2 separate regions of the Mus musculus genome follow, and region 2 is linked to region 1. The links are chromatin loops, found by intact Hi-C in ENCODE. Cell type or tissue: left cerebral cortex. All regions are shown on one strand.

The links. Hi-C counts contacts between places; a loop is a spot of excess contacts. Peaks named below come from ENCODE experiments on the same cell type or tissue, not always from the same donor. Only the 100,000 strongest peaks of a DNase experiment are listed, where the experiment ranks them.
Region 2: a loop joins it to region 1, with 2.2 times the contacts of the local background. A loop is called at or near these places in 3 of 42 quality-filtered maps.

What each region holds. Positions count from the first base shown.
Region 1 is chr6:127,848,123-127,856,122 of GRCm38, forward strand. Gm46976 (a long non-coding RNA gene) reads left to right here and starts at 2,546. Exons shown (of 2, transcript XR_001785372.1): 1 at 2,546-2,797. In left cerebral cortex, no CTCF peak of the experiment used is centred here; DNase peaks (open chromatin) are centred at 3,622, 5,359, 6,036, 6,424 and 1 more place; H3K27ac peaks cover 1,593 bases.
Region 2 is chr6:127,916,538-127,924,537 of GRCm38, forward strand. Tspan11 (tetraspanin 11) reads left to right here. Exons shown (of 8, transcript NM_026743.3): 3 at 7,015-7,206. Among named protein-coding and RNA genes, the nearest start is that of Gm38903, 8.1 kb to the right of the region's middle. In left cerebral cortex, CTCF peaks have their summits at 1,394 and 4,358 (motif pointing left); DNase peaks (open chromatin) are centred at 1,383, 4,345 and 5,734; H3K27ac peaks cover 151 bases.

The sequences.
Region 1 (8,000 bases):
TTTATGATTTGATTTTTTGTGTGAACTTGTGAACTTGGTTATAACATGTGATCATGTATTCTGAAAGATGTATATGTACAGAGGACAGAGAAGGAGAGAGAGAAGAATTTTTTGCCTTTCCCCTCTTAGAGTAGAAATGGTTTCCCTTTCTCCACTTAGACAAATTTTTCCGTTTCCTCACTTAGGATCTTTCTGCTTTTCCCCTTAGATCGCTTTCATAGGAAACTTTTCACAACTTCATAATAAATGCTATAATCATTTTCCAAGTGTCCTCCTCTGTTAGGCTACAGGTGTTAATCACCTAAGCCAGCAGTCTTTCACCCTCAGAAAGAGCAAGAAAGTTTTTAGGACTTTTTAGAAGTTATCATCAGCATTTCGGTACAGTTCGAGAACTAGGACGTCCTGGGACCCTCAGATTTTAAAGCCATCACCAGAGTCCTACTCTGTGCCCTCATCAATACCCTCTCTCCAGGCTGGGGGCTCCTGGCACAAAGTCAATTCATTACAGGGCAGTCCCAGCCCGGGGACTGAAGCCTGAGCCCTGACACCTTCCCTGAGTCCCCTCTGCCTCAGGGGAGGAGAGAGGTTGTTCTTCATCTCCCAAGAGGCCATGGGCCCCGCTTCTTTCTGGCACCACATCCTGAGATGAGGATGTCAATGCCTTGTCCTTTGCTTCTGTTTGTCTAGCAAGTCTTGTAGAGCTGCGATCTACAGAAAGATTAGGTGAATGGATGAATGAATGAGTGAGTGAATTAATTAATTAATTAATTAATTAATTAATCAGTGTTCTGCTCTGTAGCTCAAAACCTGCCTCCAGTGTACTAATAGTTACAGTTACAGCTTGGAACCGTATCTCAGAGTGGAAGGTTAGGTATTTTGTTTTAAAATTATTTTATTTGGCAAGTTCAGGAGATGGGGAGGACGAGGATATTGGAAAGGACTGGACTACTTATCGGCCAGCTTCTTAGAAGGGGTCTTTAGGAAGTGCTATAGCACCTAATCATGGAAAACTCCCAAGAGGGTTTGGTTTTGTTTTTTCGTTTCTTGCTGTACTGGTGAACAGAACTCAGCACCTTGTGTGCCAGCAAGTTCTCCAGGAGAAGAGGCCTGTCCAGCTGTGATACCTGTCACCACTTGGATAACTAGGATTGACGTAGATCATCTGCGGGGCTAAGGTTTCCCCTTCCTCGGTGCTCATGCATGGCTCTTGCAAGCCGAACTCAACTGAAGAAGACAACCTTTCCTAATAGGAGGGGACAACTCTTTGGTCTAGGGCACGTGAAGATCTGAGTTCTCCTGCCAGAACCTCTAAAGAAGTACTTGAGATAAGTGTCCTACTACTGAGTTAAAGCTAGAACTCCCTAGAATAGGTTGCAACCAGCGTTTTCTGCATTTTGTAGATCTGGGATTAAGAAACAGAAAAGGTATCTCTGCGGAGGACACACAGCTAAATGGCCACACCCCCATATTGTGCCTGCACAGGTTCCTGTGTAGCATCCCTAGAACCATGCTCTTCCAAAATGTTACCTCTCGTGATTGCACAAGGGGCCACACAGGTTGAAGAGTTGGGGAGTTGCTAGAACGGTCAGAGGCAACACTAATGCCAGGATCTTGATAAGAGTCCAGAGGTTTCAGCTAACACACTCACAGGGATTCAGACATAGTTCTGGGAACGGCTCAGAGGCCGTGCTGCCCAGCTCTGTGTCTAGCTGGATATGCCCATGAGAACAGGTAAGGTTATGGTAACCTCAGGGGCCTGAGATGTTTCAGGGTGTCATTTCAGAGAGCTGTCTTCCATGACTTAGATAGGGGTCAGATTTCTTCTCTCTACAAGGAGGAATTTTCTCATCTAGGCACAAGGAAAAGTCCACAGAAGTGGGAGGAGACAGACTCTGTTCATCACCCCTGCTGGGACAGAGCCCTTCGGGTACCAGTATTTGTCAGGCTGGGGGAGGAAGGGCAGAGTTGGAAGCAGCAAGCATCACTAGGTTTGCTCCTGCCAGCAAGCCTGTGGTCTGATTCACCGGTGGGCATTAAATAGGCGATATAAATAATGATTTTTTTTCTTCTACTTTTTTCCCAAGGTGACAAGGATGAAGGTTTCTAAGTGTGGTTTGAATGGATCGATTTTTAAAGCTGAACTACCTTCTGTGAGGCAAAAAATGGCTGCCCTGGGCTGTTTAGCACTAACAACAGGCTTTTTTTCTGTTTACGTTTCTGCTTGGAAGAAAATCAATGACCTTCGACAGCACTTTTAGATCCGATGGTACTATGCATATAACCAAATAAACTTACATCATTGAAACAGGATATTTCGGAAATGGTTTCTAGAGATGTGTTTCTGTTCTTGTTTTTCTTATTTTGTTCCTTTTCTTACTGTCAATCAATCAAACGGCCCTCTGGTACTGCCTTACTCTCTGATGGTCTGAGACTGGGGACTCGTAGGCATCTAACCCTCCCTCACCAGTTGGGTGGGAGACAGCAGCAGGTAGCCAGTGATGTCCAGGTAGCTGCTGCTCCTGCTCTCCTTTATTACCCAATAAACCCAAAGGCACTGAGGCATCTGTCCTGAGGGGACCTCAGGCACAGCCTATTGTAATGACTGATGATGGAGAAAGCACCTGAGAAACCACAGAACTGCAGTCTGGCATTTCAGAAGCATGGGAGACGTAGATGCTAGCATTAGAGATGAGCTTGGGGAATGTCTGTTCTTCAGCATTTCCAGATGAGGGAACTGAGGCCTGCACAGCTGAAGAGAGCACTGCCACACCCCAACTCCAGGTGTGCATGTACCAAGGTCAGCACCCCAGCTCAAACTACCTCTAACTCTCCAACCCTACCACTCCTCAAGAGAGGGCAGCCACTTCCCCGGGCTACAGCTCAGTGATATTTTCCACATAGAAACAAACCTTCCAAATGTTCTGCCATGAAGGTAGCCTTGGCCTTGGCCCCTGGGAACACTGAGTCTGGACTTGAGGTACCATGATTGCATACAAGTGCCCCTACGCTTTGAGCCATCTCCTATCTCTATAGGTTTTTATCTGTTTGTTTTTGTTGTTTTTTTTCAATGCTTGAATTAAATACTGTACCTTTGAAGAGTTTCCTCTCTAGCCAGAATAATGAAGAGAAAATGGATGCCAGGGTGGGGACCCCAAGGTACATTTTGTCTCCAGGGAACGCACCTGTGACTCTTGCACCTAGACATTCTCAGATGTGTCAGAAGAAGTACTCAGACCACGAGAAAGGCCCCACCAATCACAGCCAACCCCACAGCAGCCTGTTGTTCTAAGAGCTGAGCATCTGGATAACAGGAGCTCACTCAGCTCCCAGATAGGGTGGATAGGGTAGACAGGATGGAGAGACGGCCCTTAGGGATCCATGCTTCAATATGGGAAGGTTTCCACCATGGCAAAGCCTGGAGCATGGGCAACCAGTGGAGTGTTGTTCTGTCTTTTTGGACCACAAGATAAAGGTAACAGAGGAAGCTGCAAAGACAAAGGTCCTTGAAAGCTGAGCGCCCCACTGCAGGAAATGAATGCTGACGTCTATAGCAGGAGTCTAGTCAAATGGACATGTGCCTTTGCCCATTTTGGTTTAGCCAAGGGTGTTCTTACGCTAAATTTAAGACATGGAGGAGGAAGAGTGGGTGGGCTCTCTACTGGGAAGATAAGAAGGATGCCTTGTATCTTCCTGTCCTTCTCACAGAGCCTCCACAATACTTCAGCCCACACTAGAATAACGGATGTCATATGGGCTCATTCTGTTTTGTCTTTGTTCTGGGTTTGGGGGACAGGCTCTCACTCTGTGGCCCAGGCTGGCCTTCAACTCAACAGATATCTTCCTACCTCACCTCCCAAGTGCTGGGGCCCAGAACTGAACTGGATGTATGGACCACCTCACCTGGCTTTGATAAGATTGTCGGCTTGGTCATTCGAACTGCTATCATTTCAGCTTTTTGTTTATATGCATGTACAATAGATGCTGTGGGCTGAACCCAAGGGCTTTGGGCCTATACCTCACTGGAGTAGCCTCACCTACAGATCTTGTCCCGATCCAGGCACAAGAAAAACCATGAATGTTTTGGCCAAGACTCTTGGGTCTATCACAGACTTTGACTCTGGTCAATCCTGGGAGACACCAGATTTCCTCCACAGAATTCTATTTGTAAGTTGGCCAGACACATAGAGAGGGATGGGCAAGGGCAGAAAAGGCTGATGAGGAACTGAGGTAGTAGACAGCAGTGGTAGCAGAGAGAGAACAGTGGGGGAAACAAATAGTAAACAGATACCTTAAAGAGTAAACAAAAGCCTTAAGCACTGAAGCTGGAGAGATGGCTCAGTGGTTAAGAGCACTGACTGCTCTTCCAAAGGTCCTGAGTTCAATTCCCAGCAACCATACAGTGGCTTATAACCATCTGTAATGGGGTCCGATGCCATTTTCTGGTGTGTCTGAAGACAGCTACAGTGTACTCATATACATAAAATAAATAATTCTTTTTAAAAAAACCCACCACATCAACCTTAGTCACCAATGACACATAGGGTGGTAGTTGTCAGAAAAAGGAAACACTCTTGGTCTGCAGTGACATTCACAAGAGCTAAGCAGGTGAGTAAATAAAGGGTTTATGAGAATGAGGTTCAGAAAGGGACTTTAGACTCTGTCTTTCAGTCTCCTGTTGCTGCAACAAAATGCCTGAGATTATAGACTTATAAAAAAGGAAAGGTTCCTTTGGGCTCACAGTTTTTTATGTTCTAGGACATGACCCATTTGGTCCCTTTTCCTTTTCCTCTGACCTCATTGAACAAAAGAAAAAAACAAACTCATTAGGACCCCACACCCCATTCAAGGGAACCCCAATGACCTAAACTCCTCCTCTCTGCTGCTGTCTTCTAAAGTATCACAAGCCCTTCACCCCACAGGTCCCTTGGAGTCATTCCTGATCCACATTGACGATCCTGGGAAACCTCTTTCCTGGTCAGTGTGGAGCTCTCCCCCACTCTCCCTTCATTCCTCCACTAAAAGGCACAGCTGGCCAGCCACCTAATCACTGGGTCAGACGAAGCTAAATAAGCAGGCAAGGTACAGGTACAAGTCCCCTGCAGCTAATCATACCATACAAGTGGACCTGGATCCTCTCAGCTCTGCAACAAACTGCTTCTGGCCATGAGTAAATCCTTCTTGGGTCTCTGTTTCCTAGCTGTTGCCAATGTTCCAGGGCTCTGAGGACCTGTATGTGAGGAGGTGAAGGGCTGTATAAATGTTGACTGCTAATAACAGCTCGTCCACAGAACGTGTGCGCATCACCTGGGCAACCCGGTGGCTTTGACAATCCTAAGTGGCTCTTGTTCTGATTCATCGCCTCAATCTACGCATTTCACTTCCAGAATAAACTTAGCCCTCGAAATATCTTGGTACATTTTCTACCCACCCCTTAACATTTAAATACTCCATTTACCAGGACACTCCACCATCTCTTCTGCATCACCTGCTCCCTGGCACACCTAAATCCCTTTTCTCCTCCAGCCACCAACCTGGCCCACCCAGGTCCTCCAGAGAGGACCAAAGCCACCAGAGCAAGACTTGCTGGGCCAGCAGGACACCGGTAGGGGAACAGAAGAAATGGTGGAACCCAATGAGCAAGGCTAGAATTAAAGCCAGCCATTAACAACAAGCCCCACCCCCTTTTGCTGTAGGCTTGTAAACACAGACTATATGAAGACTGACACAGGATATAATTTTCAGCGTCTGTTTAATTCTTTCCAGTCACTGACTTGAGCCCTGGCATCGGTAGCAGTGAGGTCATCTCGCGGGCTCACACGAAGCTTATCAGAACACTGTGGGGTGGGCTGCCTTATTGGAAGCGTTTTCCCTAGGAATGCACAGTCCATGCCCTCCCCCACTTCTTTTAATAATAAAAAAAAAAATTCTTATCAGCTCCAAGATCGTAAGCACTGGGGTTAGGAAAAGACGACTGAGTTGCTAAAGAGAGGGCTGAAGAGCCTTTCCGAGTGTTTGCTGCAGAGAAATGAGAAACGGGAACATTTCCTCCTCTTGGAGCCTTAGCCACAAGCTCCTCCACACTTGGCCAGGGCTCTGAAGGGAAATGGTTTCAAAACAGCAGGGGACCACAGTCTCTGAAGCTAATGAAAGGGATAGAAAACACATATGTGCTTGATACACACCAGGAGCTGTTCTAAGCATTGCACATGAATTAACTCAGTTAATCCTCGCAACCCTGCAAAGGAGGAAAGACTATTTTGTCTCTAATCTCCCCACCTGTCTCTCCAGCCGCTGATCTAAGCCCCTCCCTGAACAGGAAGAGTAATTCCACAAGTTTCCTTTGAGGGTGGAGTGAGGTCAGGATGTAGCAAGTGCCGCCTAGTGAAATTCAAGCCTGGAAAAGGTTATCCACCCCTTTCCACTGTATCAAACTGCTTTGCTTACAAGGCGCCCGAAGTTCTCTCTGTCCTGGCACCTCGGTCCCACTTGTCTCAAACATTTCTATCTCCAGAATGAAGCACTTCTCATAGTCTTTAAAAACCACTTCCCAAACCCACAGAGTCCTTGTTTTTAGGTAAATAACCTGAGAACAGACACTCTTCCCTGTTCCCCACACTCTCTCAGATCTACTTAAATAGAGCAGCCAAGGTTTTTGAAAAGTTAACCCTTGATAGCCTGGCCTATGTGAATCTGTCCAAGTCCTCCAGCCTGGAGAAAGGTCAGATTCACCCTGCCATTCCATCCCTATGTTGATGTGAATGAAATAAAACTCTCTTCTTTATAAGTTGCCTGGCCTTGGGTGTATCGAACCCACTCTCAGAAAGCAGAGGGATGGCGATGAATGCAGCCTAGTACTCAACCCACTTTCCCCTTTTTATCCCATCCAAGGTCCCCTTCCTGTGGAATGGCCACACCCACGATTCAGTTGAGCATGCCCGTGTCAATCAACATTATTGACAACAGTCTCAGAAGCTAGCTAATCGTCACAGGTGTGCCAAGAGGCTTGGTGCATAGATGATTCCATGAACACCACCCAGCACACTGCCTAGCTTTCTGATGCAGTCCATCCATCCTCCTCGCTAGACACTTCCACCACTGCACACACTGTGCACCGCATTTCCTTATCTTTCCTGGGTTGCCTTGGGTTGCCTTTTTGTTCACTTGACACAAGCTCCGGTCATCTGAGAAGAGGGGTCATTTTCAATTAAGAAAATGCCCCTATCAAATTGGCCTGTCTGTAGGGTCAATCTATAGAGTCTATAGGTCATTGGGGGTGGGGTTGATTTATGATTGATATAGGAGAGTATCCACCACTATGATGGCACTACCCCTGGGCAGGTGGTCTTGTGTTTGGAAAAAAAAAAAAAAGAAAGAAACAAACTGAGCAAGCCATGAGGATTAAACCAATATCTGGAGGCCCCTCCACTGTCTCTAACGCAGTTCCTGCCTTGAGTTCCCGCTCTGCTTTCTTTTCACAATGATCTCCAACTGTAAGGTCAAATAGACCCTTTGCTCCTCACGTTGCTTTTGGTCATGGTGTTGTATCACAGCCAAAGAAACCCAACGAATACACTCCTCTAGGGGACCGCAAGCTCCATTCGAGACATTGCGGTCCTTTTTTCCACTGCTCCGCTTGGAACAGCATCTAACACATAATGGGCATGGTGGGACACCACCCAAGTGTCACTCTGTTGGGAGAAGGGCTCACTCAGAGGGATTCAGCAGAGCACAGTGCCCTGCTGTAAGAAGTCATCCCATCAGCTCGCCTCATAGGCAAACAGATGTTCCCTAATTGGCTTAGACTGTGTCGTCAGTCAGCAGCAGGGACAGAAAAAAAAAAGCAGCCAAGACTTGTCGCTCCCAGTGCCTCAGTCTAATAAGCCCTGCATTCTCTGTCCTGCCTGCCTGTGTAGAACAGGATCTGGGCTTAGTATGGATCCCATAACTAAGGAGCCATTATGTAGTGTGCAGCCCAGCAGGCCGGGAGATCACAGGGCCTC
Region 2 (8,000 bases), 68 kb after region 1:
AACAAGGCCACACCTCCTAATCCTTCCCAAATAGTTCCACCAACTGAGGAGCAAGTATTGAAACAGATGAGCCTGTGGGAGACATTCTTATCAAACCCCCACAACAATCCAGCTGCTAGGCAATTCACTTTCATATATATATGTATGTATGTATGTATGTATATTGTGTGTGTGTGTGAAATGCATATATGAAATATATATAATGCAGGGTGATCATCATCTCTTCAGCAGCTTCCTCCATTCCTACCAGGGCACTTACAGCTTCTGGCATCATGACTTGCATAGAAAACAAGGACTGTTCACAGGAAACATTGCTTCTGAAGCTAACCTTGCCTGCATGGGACATGACACCCTCTGAGACCTTTCTGTTTTGTCAATAGCACTGCCATCATTACATGCAGGTCACAGTCCTGAGTGGGTCACATTCCCTCATCTGAGAAAAGCAGAGCAGACCTCACTCTATTCTCGCTGGGCAGGCCTCAGAAGCTACCTACCCCAGCCCATGTCACCAGGTCCCCCAGTGACATTTGGATTAGTTCTGGCCAGGGATCACAGATGCCACCATTGACATATCTCCTGGGTGACCCTGAAAAGCAAACATGCCCCGCTTCTCTGTGTGGCTGCCAAAGAGACACTTTCCCTCCCCCTCTTCCTAACACAGCTCCCATCATCCCTCTGCTCACTAATTTATTATTTTAATTAGCTGCTTGGCTGTGTCAATAATCAAAACATCCCCAACCTCCCAGAAGCTCTGCCAGGGTGTGGGAGAAGCCTGGGAATGCTACCTCAGCGCACAGCCTGCCCTGCCTTGAGGGGACACCCAGAATTTGATGCTACAATTGGAGACCCCACTTAGAGAAACATAGGCAACTGAGAAGATGTCCAAGTGAGTCAGAGCACTTGCCGTGCAAAGCAGGAGGTCCTGAGTTTAAATCCATAACACTTACGTGCAAAACCAGCCGGGGAGGCAGGGTGGAAACAAGAGGATTACTGAGCTTGCTGGCTGCAGGCTAGCTCCAGGTTCGATGAGAGATCCTATCTTGTGGGACCAAAGGAGGAGTAGAGCATCGCTGTCCTCCTGTGGTCTCTGAGTATGTGTGGGCTTGTGGGCTTGTATACCTTCACACACACACACACACACACACACACACACAGAGAGAGAGAGAGAGAGAGAGAGAGAGAGAGAGAGACAGAGACAGAGACAGAGACAGAGACAGAGAGAAACAGAGAGAGACAGAGAGACAGAGAAAGACAGAGAGAGACACAGAGAGACAGACAGACAGACAGACAGACAGAGGCAGACAGAGAGAGACACAGAGACAGACAGGGACTCAGGCTGAGACTGGGAGCAGAACTGTGGAAGACTTGAGCACCACCCGCAGGGGAGGTCGGAGAACGCCCCCTCTTTAGTCTCTCTTGAGATCCAGCCATTTACAGCTGCCCAGTCCCACAGGGCCTCAGAGGGTGAGAAAGCCATCTCCTCTACTCCAGGCAGGACGCCTCAGTGATGTAGCTGTTTGGGTCTTGGGTGGAATTGCCCCTTGGGTCTGGCATCAGGATCCTGTTTGGGGAGACTTGTTCACATCTCACAATGCAACCGTATCAAATGGAACAGGAATGCATGATTCCTGGATCTCTACGTCACTCTGTCAGTAGCCAACTGTGTGACCATAATAAATGTCACTTCAGCCTGGACCCTAACTCCTCCCTCTAAACTATGAAATTTTCTTTTTCTCTTTCTTTCTTCTTCCGTCTTTTCCTCCCCACCTTACTTTCTCCCCTCCTTCCATGATTCTTTTCTTCCTCCCCTAAGAACATTACCTGTAGTCCAGCACTCTCCACAGTGTGCCAGGGTAAATGAAGATTAAGAGGCATGCTTCCCAAAGAGAAAGATCTCCAAGTATCCAAGGAGACTAACCCAATTTGTCTCCTCTGCCTGGTCCTAACCCCTCTACAAGAAAAATAGCCAGCAAACAGGGGCAAGAAACATTCACTGTTGCCCCAGGAGTCTGGCAGGCAGAGGCTGATGTGGTCACAGCTCCTCACCTAAGCTCCTGCATGCCAGGAGTAGGTAGGCAGAGCATTATCAGAAAAAAAAGAGGACAGAGCTCTCCTGCAGAACTGGAAATAGGTGCACACTTGTAACAGGCTTAGAAGAAGTTAACTGGAATAATTAGCATAAGAAGGACGGGAAGGAGGGGGGGGTGAGAAACGGGTGCCTGATGAGTGGTGGTACCGTGTGTCCAGATACATGCTGTCAAATATGTCACCTAATCGTATATGTCTTACCAGGCATCCAGCCCCTAACACCTTGACCAAGTCCACAGTCTTGTTCACTGGCACAGCCTTACTTCAGGAGCATTGGCCATGAGTTCAAGAGCAGTAGCCATGGGCTTAGAACATGGATCAGGAGTTGGCAGTGCACTTGCCATGCAAGCGTAAGGACCTGAGTTCAGATCCCAAGAACCCACGAAAAGCCAATCACAGCAAAGCATGGTCTGCAGTCCCATTACTCCTACATCAAGAGCAGGAGACAGAGACCGGAGAACCCCCTGAGCCAGAGGGCCAGTTAGCCTGGTGTAGGCAGTGGCAAACCAGAGACCCTGCCTGTATCAGCAAAGTGGGAGAAGACCAATGTCTGACCCAAGGTTGGCCTCTTGCCTCTAGCCTCACACTGAGGAACCACACTCGCAAATAGGCACACACACACACACACACACACACACACACACACGTATCACACCACACACAGAAAGATTAAGAATAATAGAATAGAATAGAAAATAAAGAGTGAACACTTCCTAAGAGGCTGTCAGAGCCAGGGTATGAGAGAGGGAAACCTACCCAAGTGAGGGAAATATTTAAAGGGGGGGGGTGCAATTGCAGGAGAGTCTGGGCTCTGTATGGGGGTGGTGTGCAGTTCAGTAAGGGGACCAGCCCACCTCTGGGTAGAAGGAGCTCAAGGATGATATGGGACCGGAGCCAGGGTGGACCTTACAGTGAGGATAGTGACGTGAGTCTAACAGCAGGAGGAATCACCATGCAGACATCACAGAGAGACATCGGTGCTCTTGCAAAGGCTGATGGGTACACGGGTGGTGGTGGCATTGAGGAAGCTGCCCAAGGACAACTCATGAATGAGGAGCGTGGTCCTGAGTGAGTCAGCCTTTCCACCTAACCCCAAACCTTTCCAGAATGCCACAGAGCACATAGCAAGCAACCCTGTTCTGCCCCACCACTCCCGACACATGGCCCTCCACCCTGTGTGTTTCCTGCCTTTCAAAGCTGCAGGCAGTCCATTACAGGGAGCAGAGAACCCTGCCTTCTTAGAGATCCCATAGCTCCCTGTGTCTCCAGCAGAGAAACCCTACCTGTGAAATCCTGAGCAAAAAAAAAAAAAGAAAAAATTCCATAATTGCTCTCACACCCTCTGCCTGCTTCCCTCCAGGTCTGCACCTGAGTCCCCTCAGGCCTTAGGCAAGGATGGCTGCTCACGATAGGTTAGGTGTCCTGGATTGCACACACACACACCCACACACACACACACCACACACACACACAGGCACATGCACACACATAGTGTTTTCTGGTGCACTAGCAACAGGTCATAGCTGAAAAATTCAGCTACTATTTAACAGAAAGCCATCTCTGTCCTATGAAGAGCTGATGCTACAGAACCAAGCTGATGCAAATGACTGGGGAAACCAGATCTGGGCTCAGTGCTCTACTCCACAGTCCCTGCCCAGTGGCTTAATCTGCAGATAAAGACACTGGGACTTAAAAAATTTGTCCCACCCCACACCCAGTTAATCATACAACCCAAAAGACTTGGCCCAGTCTTTCTGGCTTCTACCTCCTGTGACACCTGGTGACCCATCCCAATAATGAACATTTTTACTTATTGTTTAGAGGTGGAGGTGACCAAGTCCAATACAACAAACCAAAGTCCCTGAAGGAGTTAAGACCCTCCTGCTCCTCATGGCTAGTTACAGTACCTTTTAGCTACCTTCTCCTCTAGTTGGAACTCTCTGGGAAGAGGGACCCTGGGGTCCCAGAACAATTGATTCATGCCATTCTCTTGCTTTCTATGGATTATCAGACCCAGCCTAAGCTTGTCTTCTAGACCTTGATTAGGCAGGATGGCCCTCCAGACGCTCCCAGATCCTGTGTTGTGGCTGGAGACAGCTTCCCTACCAGATCTGATATTTTGTAAGATCTACAAGTACGGGGTAAAGCACTGCTCAAGCTCTGAACCTTAGTCACCCTGGCAGCTGCCCTTAAGGAAGGAGGCAGGGCTTTGAGAAGCGGCACTAAGCCAGTTGTGTTCTATGGGACTTCACAGCGCCATCTACTGGGAAGAGAGGGTAGGACGCTTGGACCTGTGCTGTGATTCTCAAAGGGGCACCTGGGAACTTTCTAAAAAGCCCCTGCCTGTGTCTTACTCCCAGGGGTGCTGATTAGTGCGGGCTTCTGGTTTTTTCATAGCTCCTCTCGTTATTATGCTGCCACGACTCTGAGGACGTGGAGAAAACTTGGAGACTTATCTGGACACATGCATGCAGGCAGACTTCAGCCCTTGATCCCAAATGCATTATTTTATGTGTTAAATGATTCTTTTTTATTCGATTCCGAGTTGCTCCATGTACCCCAGCAGATTACCTGTCCACAAGCCAGTCTGAGCTTATTCCTCTGAGAGTCCTAGATGTGGGTGCTCATGTTATTGGTTTGGGGATGGGTGGGGCTCAGCATTAGCCTACCTAGTTAAAAAAAAATGTATGCCCCTTTTGATACAGATTGTACCCATTAACTATCTTATGATGTTCAGAATTTCTGCTTGGCAGTATCCTGTGCTTTTAGTTAATTTGTTTTGAAGGAGAGTGAGAGAGAGAGGAAGAGAGAGAGATTATTTCTTAGTTAATGTACTGTGTATCTTGGACTGAAGTTTGTCGGTACACCATGTACAAAGCACACATCCAGATAAGTCCTTGCAAGAAAGTAGCTGAAGAGGTCTTTAGGAGATTAGATTAGATTAGAGCCACCAATCTAGTGGGGCTCTCTCAACTTAAAAGATGAAGAACTGAGGAGTCAAAGACATGAAAGGACTGTCTCCATCTCCCACAGGAATTGTTCAGAGTTGAGACCCTCACTCAAGCCTTTCCAGGCAATACAGTTATATAAGGGAATAATGGGGAGATGTTTTACTCCCAGTTCCCAGTGGTCATGGAAGCTGACCAACAAGGATAGCCACTAGTCATTCGCATGTGTTGTAGCTCTACCCACCCAGACTCAGAACGTTCACAGGAATTGTGAGGGGCACAGATACCCCTTACCCATGGGGTCTCTGAACTGTGTCCTGGGATTCCTGACTCGAAGCGTGATTTGTAGGCTACATCATTGCTGTCATTAGTACCGCTAAGAGAAGGTGCTGGCATGTATAGCATAAGATGCTATTCATCAAAAAGTACACCCTGAGGTTAGAGAGGTTACAGTGGAAGGGGGGACTGTGCCTCAAGTGGTAGTGAGAAGGTTAGCCTCTCCAGTTCCATTTAGCAGCACAGCCGTGGTCCTGTGTGGTGCCCTTACGCTGACTTCCCTTGGAGCTGCCAATGGAGATAAAAGAGTGCTTGAAAGGAATCGTCCATTTGAACAGCAGACGTGGAGGATCAGGCACACCCACTTTGTCGGATCCAAGCACAGTCCTGCCTCTGTCCTCAAAAGACCTGGCCATGAATCTCAGTTCTGAAACTAACGGTGTCATCCCAGGCATACTGCTATTCCCTACAAGCCCGTTTCCTTCTTCATCTGCCACTCAGGATAATATGCCCTGCCCCGTCCTCCCCGGGTGATTGTAATAGGCAAGAAACTGGCAGAGTACGTGTGAGTCACATGATGTAAGTGCCTGGGGTGGACTAATTCCTAAGAACCCCCAAGCTCTGCTCTCCTGAGGTCTGTCACTGTGCCGAACGGAGAATGGGAAAATGACCATGGAGTCACTGTGGTCCAGATGGGGAACCTTTTATAGGAATGAGCTCCCCAGGTGTGGGCAGAAGTGGAGTGGGGGAGGAGCAGAGCCCTGTAGCCGTGACCACACTAAGACCTCTAAGGAACCCTCCATTATTCATCTGGAGGAAAGGGCCCATTCTTCAATAGGGATCTGAAAACCAGGGGCAAGAGGAAGTTGACCTTCCCAGGATCAGATGGCAGAGCTTCTCAGAAGTCCCCAAGTCCTGAGCAAATAGCTCTCCTACTCCATGTGTGGCACCTGTAGTACCCGCATGGTGCATAAATGTATTCTTCAAAGCATCACCCTACCAAAGTGATTCTTTGGCCTCATGATCCCTGGAGGCTGAACTCCTAGCTGTGCTCCATGGCCCTCTTCCTCGGCAGTGAGTGAGCCAGGGTCCCATCCCAGACCCTTCTCAAGACCAAACTGGAATATGACGGGTAAGTCCCTCCCCATCCTCTACAGGAGTGTGAGGAACATAGAGCCTTTCCAAGGAGCAGGCACTGTGGACACGCCCTAGCTCCACATCACTTCTGTGTCTGTCCCTCCTAGAGCAAGACCTCAGGCAGGGCACTTTTTCTCAGTGGGCCTGTTTCTTCAACTGCTGCCCAAATGTGCACATGGGCCAGCATGAAAGGCCCTCTGGGAAATTTTGGGAGAGTCCTGGGAACATGCTGAGAAAGAGAGCCCAGAACGGCATGGGGAAGGCAAAGGGTCTTCATCCCTGGTCAGTAAGAAGTATAGATTTGGGCTCAAACTTAGACTGGAAATCCCTCTGCATCTGTGAGGGGGCAGAGGCACAGGGTGAGGTGGGGGTGCTGGCAAGTCCACCGAGTACCTGAAACCTTCATTTGCTCGTTTATAAATTGTAATTGTATAAACTGAAATCCCCCCCCCCTTGAAAACTAATTGGCAGGGAGCCTGAAAAGGTTCTGTTGCCCAGTGGGCACTAGACAGATGGCAGTTGGCAAAGCCTCAGGCGCCACCTGATTGGTCTTGTATCTCTGCAGGTAGGTGGGGCAGCCGTCATGGCCGTGGGTATCTGGACACTGGTGGAGAAGAGCGGTTACCTCAGCATCTTGGCCTCCAGCACGTTCGCTGCCTCTGCCTACATCCTCATTTTCGTTGGTGGTCTTGTCATGACAACTGGCTTCCTGGGCTTTGGGGCCATCATCCGGGAGCAGAAGAGCTGCCTCTCCACAGTGAGTGTCCCCCCCACCCCGTCCCTATGTGGAAGCTGTCTTTCCACAGTGAGTATCCTTCCCTAGAGAGTGAGTGTAGGCCTGTGCTATGTGGGGGCAGAGAAGCATCTCACATGTCCCCCCAGGTTGGACACTGAGGATACTAAGTAGCCAGAGCAGGGTGGCTTCTGGGGGTCTGTGGTGGCTCTGCTGTCCAGGTATGTCGGACCTGAGCCAGGAGGTCAGCCTTAGCAAATACCATAGCAACTTCTAGGGTCTTTTTTCCTTCTCCTTCTCCTTCTCCTTCTCCTTCTCCTTCTCCTTCTCCTTCTCCTTCTCCTTCTCCTTCTCCTTCTCCTTCTCCTTCTCCTTCTCCTTCTCCTCCTTCTCCATCTCCATCTCCATCTCTTTATCCTTATCCTTATCCTTTTCCTTCTCCTCCTCTCTTTCTTCTTCTTCTTCTTCTTCTTCTTCTTCTTCTTCTTCTTCTTCTTCTTCTTCTTCTTCTTCTTCTTCTTCTTCTCCTTCCTCCTCCTCCTCCTCCTCCTCCCCCTCCTCCTCTTCTTCCTCCTCCTTCTTCTTCCTCTTCTTCTTCTCCTTCTTTGGATATGCACCCATATGTTGTTTAATAAGTACTTATGGCAGTTCCATGGAAAGGCTTGGTAAGGCTTAACTGATTTGATCATTTGTAAAGAGTATTTATTTCATGGCTGGCATTTGTAGTCACCATGTTCTTCATGGCAGCTTCTTCCTGGGGGTCTGGAGAGACACACATAGCATATACCCAGGGTCAGGATAAAGGCCAGGGAGGAGCC